2 separate regions of the Mus musculus genome follow, and region 2 is linked to region 1. A link is a contact called in ENCODE POLR2A ChIA-PET data. All regions are on one chromosome and are shown on one strand. The core of a region is the stretch at or near the end of the contact, and the rest is flanking DNA. Distances in the headings are between cores, read along the strand shown. Region 1 holds the start of Cfl1 (cofilin 1, non-muscle). Region 2 holds the start of Ehbp1l1 (EH domain binding protein 1-like 1).

What was found. ChIA-PET counts read pairs that join two places held with the same protein, here RNA polymerase II (POLR2A).
Region 2: POLR2A ChIA-PET joins it to region 1 with 10 read pairs in Patski. The contact joins the promoter of Ehbp1l1 here to the promoter of Cfl1 in region 1. POLR2A ChIA-PET finds 5 or more read pairs at or near these places in 4 of 5 experiments (Patski and embryonic stem cell).

Annotation. Positions count from the first base shown.
Region 1 is chr19:5,487,867-5,494,066 of GRCm38, reverse strand. Cfl1 (cofilin 1, non-muscle) reads right to left here and starts at 3,612. Exons shown (of 4, transcript NM_007687.5): 1 at 3,465-3,612; 2 at 1,263-1,570; 3 at 836-912; 4 at 36-686. The coding sequence starts at 3,467. The coding sequence ends at 574. It overlaps Mus81 (MUS81 structure-specific endonuclease subunit), which reads left to right and starts at 5,688. Exons shown (of 16, transcript NM_027877.4): 1 at 5,688-6,079; 2 at 6,176-6,200. The coding sequence starts at 5,945.
Region 2 is chr19:5,723,973-5,730,172 of GRCm38, reverse strand. Ehbp1l1 (EH domain binding protein 1-like 1) reads left to right here and starts at 3,856. Exons shown (of 19, transcript NM_053252.3): 1 at 3,856-4,256. The coding sequence starts at 4,153. It overlaps Fam89b (family with sequence similarity 89, member B), which reads left to right and starts at 507. Exons shown (of 2, transcript NM_181452.2): 1 at 507-936; 2 at 1,305-2,086. The coding sequence starts at 646. The coding sequence ends at 1,583.

The DNA of each region.
Region 1 (6,200 bases), core at 2,363-4,862:
ACAGGGTCCCCAAAATCCCAAACCCAAAAGCCATGTTGTTAATTAGCCTTTTTATTGTTTTTTTGTTTTGTTTTGTTTTAAATTGAAGGTCCCTTACTGGTCCTGCTTCCATGAGTGGTCAAGATCAAAGGAAAGGGGAGGGCAGCCAGCTGGGGCAGGGAGGGTCATTTCCACATTTCATTTACACACAGAACTAAACAGACAAGCACAGAGTCACTATTGTGGTTAGAAGTTGGCAGCATGGGATGGGGAGGGATACGGAGTAGGGGTGTCGTTAAAAAAAAAAATACAGGCTCCCCCCAAACTGGGTGCCTAGGACGGGACTTGGTCTGCGTCAACCCAAGAGGAATCAGAAGATCAAAAGCAGTTTGGGAAGGCCAGAACCGTCAGGGATGGAGGGAGAAGGACGGTCCAGGGGGTGGGAGGGATGTTTGGCAACTGGGGTGAAGGGATAGCCCTCCCCCTGCTGGGATCCCCCCAGCCCCTCCGGTCTGGCAGGAAAGGGGCAGCCTGCAACACCCAAGAGCAGGTCTGGGGCTGTTAAGATGCTCCAGGCAGGGGGCTGGAGGTGGCTCACAAAGGCTTGCCCTCCAGGGAAATGACGGCGCTGCCACCTAGTTTCTCTGCCAGGGTGCAGCGGTCCTTGACCTCCTCGTAGCAGTTAGCTTGTAATTCATGCTTGATTCCTACAGGGTGAAAAGAGAGCAGTGAGCAGGAAGCACTGGGGTGGGGTGGAGTTCTATCTGGGAAGGAGCCGGCGGAGCAGATGAGAGGAGGAAGGTAGCAGCTAGCAGGAGACTGCGCCCATGACTTTTGCAGAAGGAGGGATCCTTACCTGTCAGCTTCTTCTTGATGGCATCCTTGGAGCTGGCATAGATCATTTTGCTCTTGAGGGGTGCATTCTCGGGGGCCCTAAAGACAAAGCAAAGAAAAGGCTGCAGCTACATCCAGGGAATAATGACTCAAGAAAAGAAACTTTTAGGATACTCTAACAGCAGGGATTTTCTTTTCCCCAAGTTCCTCACTAGTTTTTGTTTTTGAAACACAGGGTCTTTCTGTAGACCAGGTTAGGCTCAAACTCACAGGCATCTGCCTGCCTTTGCCTCCCTCAAGCTGGGACTAAAGGTGTGGGTACCACCACACCTAGCTCCTCACTGGAAGGGTTGTTACAACCCTGGCACCCCCCACACCTGGAATAATTTCCGTTAAGCTCTGAGAAAGGGAACCAGAGGCAGGCAGAAGAGCCTGAATACGGAGCTCACCAGAAGATGAACACCAGGTCCTCCTTCTTGCTCTCCTTGGTCTCATAGGTTGCATCATAGAGTGCATAGCGGCAGTCCTTGTCTGGCAGCATCTTGACAAAAGTGGTGTAGGGGTCGTCCACAGTCTGCCCCACATCTCCTACCAGGATCTCCTTGCCCTCCTCCAGGATGATGTTCTTCTTGTCCTCACTCAGGCAAAAGAGCACCGCCTTCTTGCGTTTCTTCACTTCTTCTGGTGTTGAAGACTTGCGAACCTTCATGTCATTGAACACCTTGATGACACCATCAGAGACAGCCACACCAGAGGCCTGAGGGACAAATCAAAAATACGCCTTGTAAGGGAAAGGATTCTGGGGTATTCTTTGCAGTTACAGGAAACCTCAGTCAGAGTAACAAACACACTTCTCAGCCCCACACAGATTAGTAATGTCCCTGCAGACTTTTTTCCCTATCCAATTCATCATCTAAGAACTAGTTAGGACAAACCTCCTGCAAGGGAGAGATCCAATTATCTAGTTCAACATCCCCATAAATGTTAGAACAGTACTTATTAAAAAGAAGACCTTAGCCAAGAGTGGTAGAACACGCCTTTCTCTTAGTCTGAAACCAGTCTTAGATCTATAGAATGAGTTCCAGGACAGCAGGGGCAATGCAGAGAAATCCTGTCTCTTAAAAAAAAGCCAAAAAGAAAACAAAAACTTGCTGAGTTGTGAACACCAGATTCAAAGAACCCGAAAGATACTGATTAAAATGCCAGCATAGGATAGATACAAAACACCAAACTCCTGGGCCATAGTCTCATCTCCAGGAAAGAGAATCAGAACACCAGAAATTCACAGACACCAAGAGCTGCTCGGTAGTTTATTGCTCATTAGAAATGCAGTCATTGTATAAATGACACTCTTTCCTGCCGAGATCTCCCATACACAAGAATTACAACCCTTAATTAAGGCCCTGCTGGACAACTCCCTGTCATCCAAGAATGGTGAGTCCTTTAAAAAAAAAAAAAGACTGACAAATTAATAGGTCAAACTGTGATGCCCCAAATCGCCGAAAACTTTCTGCTTTGTACGGCCCTGGGGGACGACCCAATCAGAAATCTACAACCAACCCTCCCCACCACCACCATGGAACTGCAGAGGAAGCTAGCCACGTGATTCACCCGCTTCCGGAGTAGGCGGAGAAAGATTGGACTAGGTTCAGGGCCTCCCCAAGAGACACTCGTAGCCCAGAGGCAGCGAGGCGGCCGGACCTCAGATGTCTCAACGCCTAAGGCTCGCCTTTAGGAATAGGCGTAAACGCAGTCAGCTGGAGAGGTAGCTCTGGCCAGTCTCACTCCAAAAAACAGTTTCCCGTGCCCTCAGGCTAAGCATAAAAGCTGGTGGCTTCCGGGCGGTACCCGCCTCGGTCACTTCCCTAAACGCGGCTCCACCCTCGGCCCCATCCGGCAGAGCAGCAAAAGGCCTAGCTCGGCTAGAGCTGCAGCCGGGATGGCAGGGCCCAAGCATGTGCGCACGCGCTGTTCTAGCTCTAGCCCGAGGTACAGTGACTACAGAATGGAGTGTGTAATCGCTCTTTCTAGAAGTGGGGCGATAGCCTGTACAGGAACCCACTCCGTGACTCGTGTTGCAAGAAGGCTCCAGAACCAGCGTCTCAATCAGGTTCCCCGATGCCTCAGCATCTCCCAGAGCCACACCGCGGCCGCCCCCGCCCCGCCCTGACGGCGGAATCCCTGCCACCTGCTGTGGAGACCAACCTAGCCGCAGAGGGAGGATGATGCGGGGAAGGGAACAGCCCTTGGGTGGGGCGCGCGCCGACACCTCGCGCGCTTTTCCCTAGCGGCCCCGGGCCAGGGTTTGGATGCCGCGTGCTCTGGTCCAGCGCGCGCCATCGAGAACCAGCGAGCGTTGCCCGAGGCCCCGCACACTGGACCCCTCCCCCACGGCCAGTGGCCGCGCTGGCGCAAAGGCAGGATGGGGGAGGGGAGAGGAGCCAGGGGGCGCGCGAGCGACGTCCGAATCGGCCCTTCCCAGCGCCCGGAGGCGCGCACGCGCGGCCTGCCCTTCAATGAGACCCTTAATCTCGCTCGGGGTGCTGGGGGATGGGATACCAAGACCGCTTCTCTGCCGCCCCCACCCCGCCCGGCGCGCAAGCGACGGATCACGAACCCACTTCCCTCGGGCGCAGTGGCCTAATGCTCACCATGTTTCCGGAAACGAAAGGGAGACAGAAAGAGCAACTGAAGACCTGAGCCGCCGCAGCTGCTGCCGGGATCCGACTGAACGCGGCCTCTCCCGGCCCCTTCCGTTTAGTAGGAGCCGCACAATGAGGGGCGGGGCGGCCTTCCGGCGCTTGCCGCGCGGGCCGACGGGAAGTGAAGTCCGAGGATTTTGCACCGAAATAGAACTAGCTGCTACCGGGTTCCGCAGAGCTTGAGGCGCAGAGTAGGCGGAGGCCGAGAGGCGTGGGCTGTTGCACGGAGAGTGAGCCCATTGGTGCAATGGACCAAAAAACGCTCTGAGCCAGAGGCCCATCGTTTGATAAAAATGACCTGAATATAATTCTCTACTTTCTTTATCCCAGAAATTAAGTGGTTTTTTGTTCTTTATGGTTCCTGAAAAAAGATTTTGAATCATCAGCTTGGGATCCTCTCTCACAGAAAAGAGAATCGCCAAGTATAACGGTGTCTTCAAGCCAATAGAAATGCTCCCGTGGAGTAAAATTTCAACAAATAGGATTTTTTAAAAAACAGGAAATGCTAACATAAAAAGTTTGAGAGCTTTGGCGTTGTCTAAAGACGTTTGGCAAATTGTTAGATCAAACGTAATTCATGGGGGAAGGGTGAAGAGTTGTGCACTAAAAATTTCCTTATGGCCGGGCATGGTGGCGCACACCTTTAATCCCAGCACTCGGGAGGCAGAGGCAGGCGGATTTCTGAGTGCGAGGCAAGCCTGGTCTACAAAGTGAGTTCCAGGACAGCCAGGGCTACACAGAGAAACCCTGTCTTGAAAAATCAAAAAACAAAACAAAACAAAACAAAACAAAAAAAAAACTTCTTTATGTTTCTTTTACGATACAGGAAAAGGAATACTTCAATTTAATTCCAGAGTTGATAGGTTTATGATCATTTTAGCACAAAGACTGAAGAGAATCTATATGAAAGCAAAAGTTTAAAATAAACTGGGGTGGGAACTCCAGGAGAATTTCTCTGACCTGAAACAATGACCATGGCCTTAGAAAAAAAGGGCAAAGTCGCAAACAACTCAGAGGCAAAGGAAACCGGGGCCCTTGACCTCCCCAAGCTGAATAAAGGGTGTAAAAGAGGAGCTTCCCCAGGAGCGAGGCAGCACGCAGAGGATGCCGGGGGTTGTAGTCAGGGGATTGTAGTCAGACTGCACCCGTGGGCTACACTGCGGGAGCTCCAGGTGACTGCACCCGTGGGCTACACTGCTGGAGCTCCAGGTGGAGGCCGAAGCTTGACCCCCTTCTCTCCCAAGGGCCCCTCCTAAGGAGAAGGCTGGCTCCACCTTTTTCGAGACTAGCAGTTTCCCAGAGCAACGGGGGGAGGGGCCACGCAGTTACCCTGGAGACGCACTCCTTCCGCCCCTGGTCGCGGGATGCCCTAGATGTCCTTATTAGGGCATAAGCCTCCAGAGGGCGTGCCCAGTCCAAGCGCCAGCTGCAGGCTCCTTATAAGGCTGCTTGAGGAAAGAGGCGGGTGCACAAAAGCTAGACTGAGAAGAGGGTCTGCGAATTGGGCTCCCGACGACTTCCGGAGTGACAGCGTGACAGCTGAAGACCGTGCGTTGTTCCAAACACTGAAGGGACCTCTATGTTCTATTGAGCCCTGTGTCCCTCAGCTTGAGACATCCCTGCCCCAGCAAGGTTCCCACCTTCATCCTCCCTGAGGCTCCTTCACTTTTAATGAGCCACAGAAGCGAAGTGTCTAACTAGCATCCCCGGGATCCAACCATGTGCCCACATTCGAACTCTCCACCTTCTAGGATACACCTCTTATTCCTCCTTGAAAGGGAGGAATTAAATACACATCTTCGCCATTCACCTAGCCTGAGTCTTCTGTGCACAAATATCCCCGACTTGGCACATTTCGAGATCTTTCTGCTTCTGCCTTAGCTTTATTTCATTCCTTGTACCCCTTTAAGATGTCCCTCCCACAAATATTCTTGGACTTGTGTCCGTCCCTCTCCTCCACTTTTCTTAAGCCCTCTTTTTCCCAGCCTCTTCTACGATAGTGAGCCTGAAATAGCCTTATGAGACCTTGAAGCAAGCCAAGTTCAGGTTTCTGAGTGTACCCCCACACCGGCCCTCCCAGTCACAGGGGGCGCTGTCCTCCTTTTTAACAGTCAGTACACAAAAAAAAAGAGTCTGCTCTCGAATTTTTGGGTGAGAGGAAAGGGTGGGTCAAAGCTCCATGGCCTGGGTGGGGCCTGTCCAAAAGGCTGGTGCCGGCGGGCGAATGGGGGCGGTTCTAAGGAAAGGCCGTGCAAACCGAGCTAGCCTCTTACTGCATAGTACATGGCGAAAGGAGGTCATTCCATGAGCTGGTGCCCTGCTAGGTTGGAGAGACCCTACCCTCAAACAAGTGTTCTTATACCAACTGAATTGTCGCGATCCTAGTCTCAGGGGTTTTTTGAGACTCTGAAGGAGCCAGTCTAGTTCTTATGGCGGAGCCGGTCCGCCTGGGCCGGAAGCGTCCGCTGCCCGTTTGCCCCAACCCGCTCTTCGTTCGTTGGCTGACCGAGTGGCGGGACGAGGCAGCCAGCAGGGGGCGCCACACGCGTTTCGTGTTTCAAAAGGTGAGTCCCAGCTGTTTCTGGTGACAGTGCTCTGGCAGAGTCAGGTGATCCGTGAATCCTAGTTTGATAAGCTCTCTTCTCCCTTGTGTTCGCCAGGCATTGCGCTCCCTCCAACGGTACC
Region 2 (6,200 bases), core at 2,607-5,106, 240 kb before region 1:
AGTAAATGGCAGAGGGATAAGTGACACCTTATTCCAAGGACTGACCTCAGTCTTCCCAAAGGCTGGGCCACTAATCATTGTCTCTGACCCAGTACCCCCTTTCCTCCACTTGAGTGCCATTTGAAGTTTCAGTCCCTTTGGTGGCTTCCTTTCCTTCCTTTAACCATCCTGACTCTACCATCTTTCTCCATCTTCTGGCTGCTAGGATGTTGACAAATTGTGGGGAGGGGCAGTGATGCACTGTAAGAGTCAGGCACAGTCTTACCTTCCTACCCCAGACTCGGGCCTCCCACATCCCCGTGCTTTTAGAATCCTTCCCTTGGGAGAGGACACATTGTATAGGAATGAGGCAGCAAAAGGTCGCCAAAAAACCGTTTCTGACCCTTTCGGCCTCCCCTGTCCCATCCAGTTCTTTGATGGGTTTTTCGCTCCAGGGTCATCGCCGCGTTAAGAGAGGCCCCGCCCATGCAGGGGGGTGGAGCATAGGCGGAGTCCTAGGAGTCGGGGACGGAACAAAGCACGGCCTGCGGGCGGTGGCTGAGATCTCTCCGGAGACCGGGCCACGGAGAGCTGGTTCTCTGGGCAACAGCCCGCTGAAAACGTAAGAGGGGTCCAGGCGGCATCGTGGTCCACGCCTGCCTGGCTATGAACGGGCTGCCCGCGACTGAGGCGCCGGGCGGCGCGGGCTGCGCTCTGGCCGGGCTCCCGCCGCTACCGCGCGGCCTCAGCGGCCTTCTTAACGCTAGTGGGGGCTCGTGGAGGGAGCTGGAGCGTGTCTACAGCCAACGGAGCCGCATCCACGACGAACTGAGTCGTGCCGCCCGCGCCCCGGATGGTCCTCGCCATGCCGCTGGATCTGCTAACTCAGGTTCTGCAGCGGGCCCGCGCCGCCCGGTTAACCTCGACTCTGCACTAGCCGCGCTGCGCAAGGAGATGGTGAGTAGGTGGGCGCCTCGCCAGGGTAGTAGCTCTGAAGAGGGCAGAAATAAGTCTGGGATCCGCTTCCTCATCTCAGGTCCAGCAGGAAGCATCTGGTCACGGGGCTTTAGGACAGCACTGATAGTAATGTGTAGCAATTGTTGCATTTTTAAAAACTTGCCTGATTTCATCTTGCTGGACAATGTTACCCCATTGTATAAATGAGGGCCAAGGACTGGCTGGAAGGTTTCACAGTTGGCAAGTACCATCTGTTCTCAGAACTTTCACTTAAAGGTGCAGGAAGATTGGATAGGGTTGTCGTCCACGGTGGGAATTCTGGGGGTGGCCCGGACCCCCAACTCCAGCCCACTGTCAGTTGTCTGTAGGTGGGGCTGCGACAGCTGGATATGTCCCTGTTGTGCCAGCTGTGGGGCCTGTACGAGTCGATCCAGGACTACAAGCATCTGTGCCAAGACCTGAGCTTGTGCCAGGACCTGTCATCCTCTCTGCACTCGGACAGCTCCTACCCACCTGATGCCGGCCTGTCTGATGACGAGGAGCCTCCTGATGCCAGCCTGCCCCCAGACCCTCCACCCCTCACCGTACCCCAGACTCACAATGCCCGTGACCAGTGGTTGCAGGATGCTTTCCAAATCAGCCTTTGAAAGCTGAGGTGGATAGGAACGCACCCATACAAAAGGCTCAAAACTTGCCCTTCAGCAAGTCCTTAGTCTACAGTGCCTGCTCTTTTACCGGTACCACCTCACCTCACTTCAGGAGGGCAAGGCATTATACCCATCAGGCAAAGCGGTCAAGATTGCAGCCTGTGCCCAGTGTCCTGGGCTTCCACTTCTCCCACATGTGTGCACCCTAGCTTGGCCAGCCCTTAGTCTGACTGTGGGGCCCAAAGCGTCTTGCACTCCCGTTTGCATCTCTGGGACTGGGATGAGTGCCTAGCTCTCATCTCTTTTTCGTCTTTTGCTGCCTCTTGCAGCTGCTGGCTCAGCGGCATCCCTACCAGTGGCCCCAGGGGTTCATTGCCTGGGACAAGGGCTCCAGAACCCACCTCTGTAGCCACCCACGACCAGAAAGGCTAAGGTCTTTATGCTGGATATTTAAGTTTAGCGGCCAGTTCCTGGGCGGGAAAATAAATAATTTCAGCATTGTATTGTGATTGCCTGGTTAATTGGTACTGGGTTGGGGAATAGTTTTCTGGCAAGTGTAGTCTACGTTCTGCCGGCAGGTGGCGCCCAAGACCCCCTAGCGAAAGGCTTAATGGGCGTGAGATGCGAATCTTCCCTCTTGCGGGCAAGGTTGGAAGCTGGCCCTGCAGCAATATGAAAGCGGTCAAGTCTTTTCCCCTTGGGCTCTACGTTTTCGAACCCAGCATGCCCTTCCGCCTTGCTTTGAGCCTTTTGGGAAGGAAGGAGCCGCCCATCTTGAGGAGAGAAACTTTCCACCTCCCGTGCTGGGAGGAGTTGGCACAGGAAATGGGTGGGCCGGAGCTGCCTGACCCAGGGGCCCATCCCCATGAATAGGGAAAGGTCCAAGAAGAGTCTTAGAGTTGGTGCCCCGTGAGCTGTAGGGATTGCTGGGAAGGAGGGGTGTGGAGGCCGAAAGGAGTAAACAAGTTTCAGTTTGTAGACAAGCCTTGGAAGGGAGGGAGATGGCAGCCGGGCTCAGAGCATCGTTTCGCCTGGCTCAGGCCCCTGTGCTGCAGTCTCAGAGCACCCAGCCTACCCCGAGACAGCACGAAGGACCTGTAGGGTTGCACATAAACTGCTTCCGTAGAGAGGAAGCAGAGGACCACAGCGATATGATAGACAAAACTGGGTGTTCAGCCCACAGGAATAAGCCTGCACATTCTCAAAGTTGCACCCAAGCATCCTCATCCCCACCTCCTACCATAGTCACTTGCCTGCTGAAGATGCCGATAGGCTAACACGCCTGCAAGACCAGACATCCTAACCAAATTGAGGGTTACCAGGCAGGTGACACGTTGATGTGTTGCTCCAGGCCATCTCTCTAGCTGGGTATAAAACACCTTGCAAGGCTCATTACAGTGTGAATTGGATGTGTGAGCGATAAGGAGTCTAATCTAGGTGTTAACACAGCAGCTAACGCCCCAGGGACTTCCCAGGGGAGGAGCAAAAACCACCCATGTACATATTTTCTCTAGTTCTGATAACGGATTGCGCGTAATGAGACAAAATCAGCCCAGCCCTAAGCCAACCGCTTTCCCCATCTTCAGACTTCAATGACATACATAAAAGATAGAACTGTAATTGGCCCCATTTAACAGACTTCAAAACTGAGGCGCAGAGTGTGTGCTTTGTTCAGGGTGGCACTCTTTAGTAAAAACTAGTGAGTTTGAGGCCAGCCTGATCTACAAAGTGAGTTCCAGGACAGAAAAACCCTGTCTCGGGGGGGGGGGGGGCACCAGACAGACAGACAGACAGAACCTTTCACTGCTTGTGAGATGTGAGGATTGTTTTCCCTTGTGCCATATGAGGAGTCAGGTTTGGAGACTCTAGGTATATCTCACCAAGGCTGGCTCTGGGGCTCTGCATGGGTGCTAACAAGAATCTCCCACCCCAGAGTTAAGAACCGTTAACTCTGGCTCAGTGGACGGTTCTTTTCCTTTCTAGGTCTCTACTTTACAAGCTTGGGAAATGGGGTACCAACCAGTACCAAGGTTGCAGATATAAGGGAGACAGCAGAGGCAGCTCTTTTGGAGGGTGGCACCAAGTTGAGGGCTGCCACCTCTTGGAGCTCACACGTCACCCTAACCCCATTTGACTCGCGGGCGCCCATCAAACCGGCTTTGCGATCGGTACTCATTCCTTCCACCCCCGAACCGGGTACCCGGGTGTCCAAGTCCGGACGCTAGATCCCGGAAGCAGGGTCGCCCCGCCCCGCGCTGCAGCCCCGCCCGCCTTCGGACGCGGGGCGAGGGGGGGGGGTGCGGCTCCAGGAAACGGCGCGCTCGCTACTCTTGAGCTGAGACCAGCTCGACGCGCCGCGACGGCCCCGCAGACTCAGCCAGCCCACCAGGCGGACCCCGGGCAAACTCAGCCTAGGTCTAAACCTCAGACATATCTACACGGACGGGGCGGACAGATCCGGTGACAAAGAAAAGAGCTCCAGAGACCATGGGGACCCTGGCTGAGCCAGCAGTGGTGGGCAAGAGGGAGTCCCAAGCCTGAGAAGAGATCCGGCAGAGTTCCTCAGGCCATGACTTCAGTGTGGAAGCGCCTGCAGCGGGTTGGCAAGCGGGCCGCCAAGTTCCAGTTTGTGGCGTGTTACCATGAACTGGTGTTGGAGTGCACCAAGAAGTGGTGAGTAGAAGCGGGGCCTGAGGGAGTCCCCTAAGACTGATGTGGGACTCAACTTAGTTTGACTCGTTTGAACCTGGAAAAAAAATCCTCTCAAGTCTAAAGGCTAAAGGGGTTCCCATCCTAGGTATTCCAGACACTGAAGTGCCTGGCAGGTTGGGGGGACTCCTGTTGTGGAGAACCTTGTGGGGGTCAAGACTCGGTGGCTTTGGGAGAATCAGCCTGGGCCCACATTAAATCGGCTGTGGTCAGGACTCGGGGAGAAGCCCTCAAGCCAAGGACAGCGGTCTAGGGTAGCAGTGGAAAACGGAACAAGATTTTAGGGCTCCAGGGGGCTTTGGGTGGAAAAGACTTCATGGTTCCTAGTCCAGTTCAGGGTGAAAATGTGGCCTTCTCTTTTTCAGCCCCTCCCCCTTCAGCCAGAGTGGGCCCCAGAAGCTGGTGCTGTCTCCACAATGTCCTTAAAAGGGGAAACTGAGCTTGGATGGATAACAGGGAGGCGGGGAGAGGCTTAAAGGGGCCTGAAGTCCTAGGAGCTGGTGGGTTCAGGAGAGGGTCCGTGGAGGGAAAGAGAGTTGGGTGAGGGGACGACTTGCAAGAGAGGACAGGTCTTGTATTGGACTGTCAAGGGCCCCTGGGGGCATCTGGCTCACATGTCCCCACCGGGCAGCTGCCCAGGCCCCTGCGTCACACCCTAAATATATGTGCTCACCGGTGTCAGCTTCCCTTGGCTGGATTAGGGCACAGCTGTGGGGGCCTCACAGGCCAGGCAGGGCTAAATATAGACTCCCAAGGGGGAAGAGCTGGGGTAGGCCGGAACCATGGGGTCTAAGGAGGCGAAGGAGCAGAGGCTGGGGTCTTTGGGGGTAGCACCATTAATCATCAGCCTTGAACATGCTGAGTGTACCCGGAGGCCCTTTATACCGTAAAGGGTAAGGGAGCGTAAGAACTAGTTAGGCTAACACAGCAGAGCTAGCACTTGAACTCTGGCCTCTGGCTCCTGCCCCAGCACGCTGGGTGAGGCCAGAGGGACACTGGGCATGGTTCTGGTGAGCAGACAGACTATACAGACGGTGTCAGTGGGCTGAGTCACAAGTAAATGGGTAAGGCCCCGCTGGGTTTCTTAGCCAGGAGGCCAGGACAGGAAGCTGGCCCCTGCCTAGGTCATGGCTTCCCAAGAAGGCGTGGCGGCCTGAGTCAGGCTACCCAACCAGGCCACACCCTCCCAAGGCACCCGCTATTTCCCTTTTCTGGGACAGCTTGGCTGGGCCATTGCCTGTGGTTTGAAGCCTGGGGATGGTTGCTTACTTCTGGGTCAGAGGACTCTAGACTCAGCTGTGTGACCTTATCTAGCCGGCATCTCTGTGTCTCAGAAACCTCAAGGGTTAACAACAGTAAGCCACTTGTCCTGACTCAGCCTCTAGAGTGGTAGCAGACCTAAGCATCCAGTTGTGGGGCTGGAAAGAGACAGGGAATGCTCTCACACCGCCTTTGCCTGATCCTTTCCTTGACCAACCCTACCTCCCTGGGCAGAGGTCAGCACCTTGTCAGGGCTCAGCCCTGTGCAGCTCTCTCCTTGTACGTCTCTGCCACACACGTTTGCCTCCCCTGAGTCTTTGCAGCATGTTAGATGTTCAGATTAGCTGTCACTGCCTGGCAGTGTCCTCAGACTTTCCTGGGGGCCCACTGCCATCATCCCTTTAGAGTGGTGGCCAGTGGCCCTGGGTTTGAGGAAGTAGAACCCTGCCAGACCCTGCTCAGAGCCACTGAGTGCAGCAAAGGGCTGTCCACAGCCTGCCTACCTCTGTGGGTGGGTGGTGTCTAATGGCAAGCTGACCCTGTGCTGCTCTGGCCTCACTCCTCCCATTTACTGTCAGTCCACCTCTGCCTCTCCCCTTCCCTTAGGTCCTCGCACTTGGCTAGTTCCTCCACCTGGAGCCTTCTCTG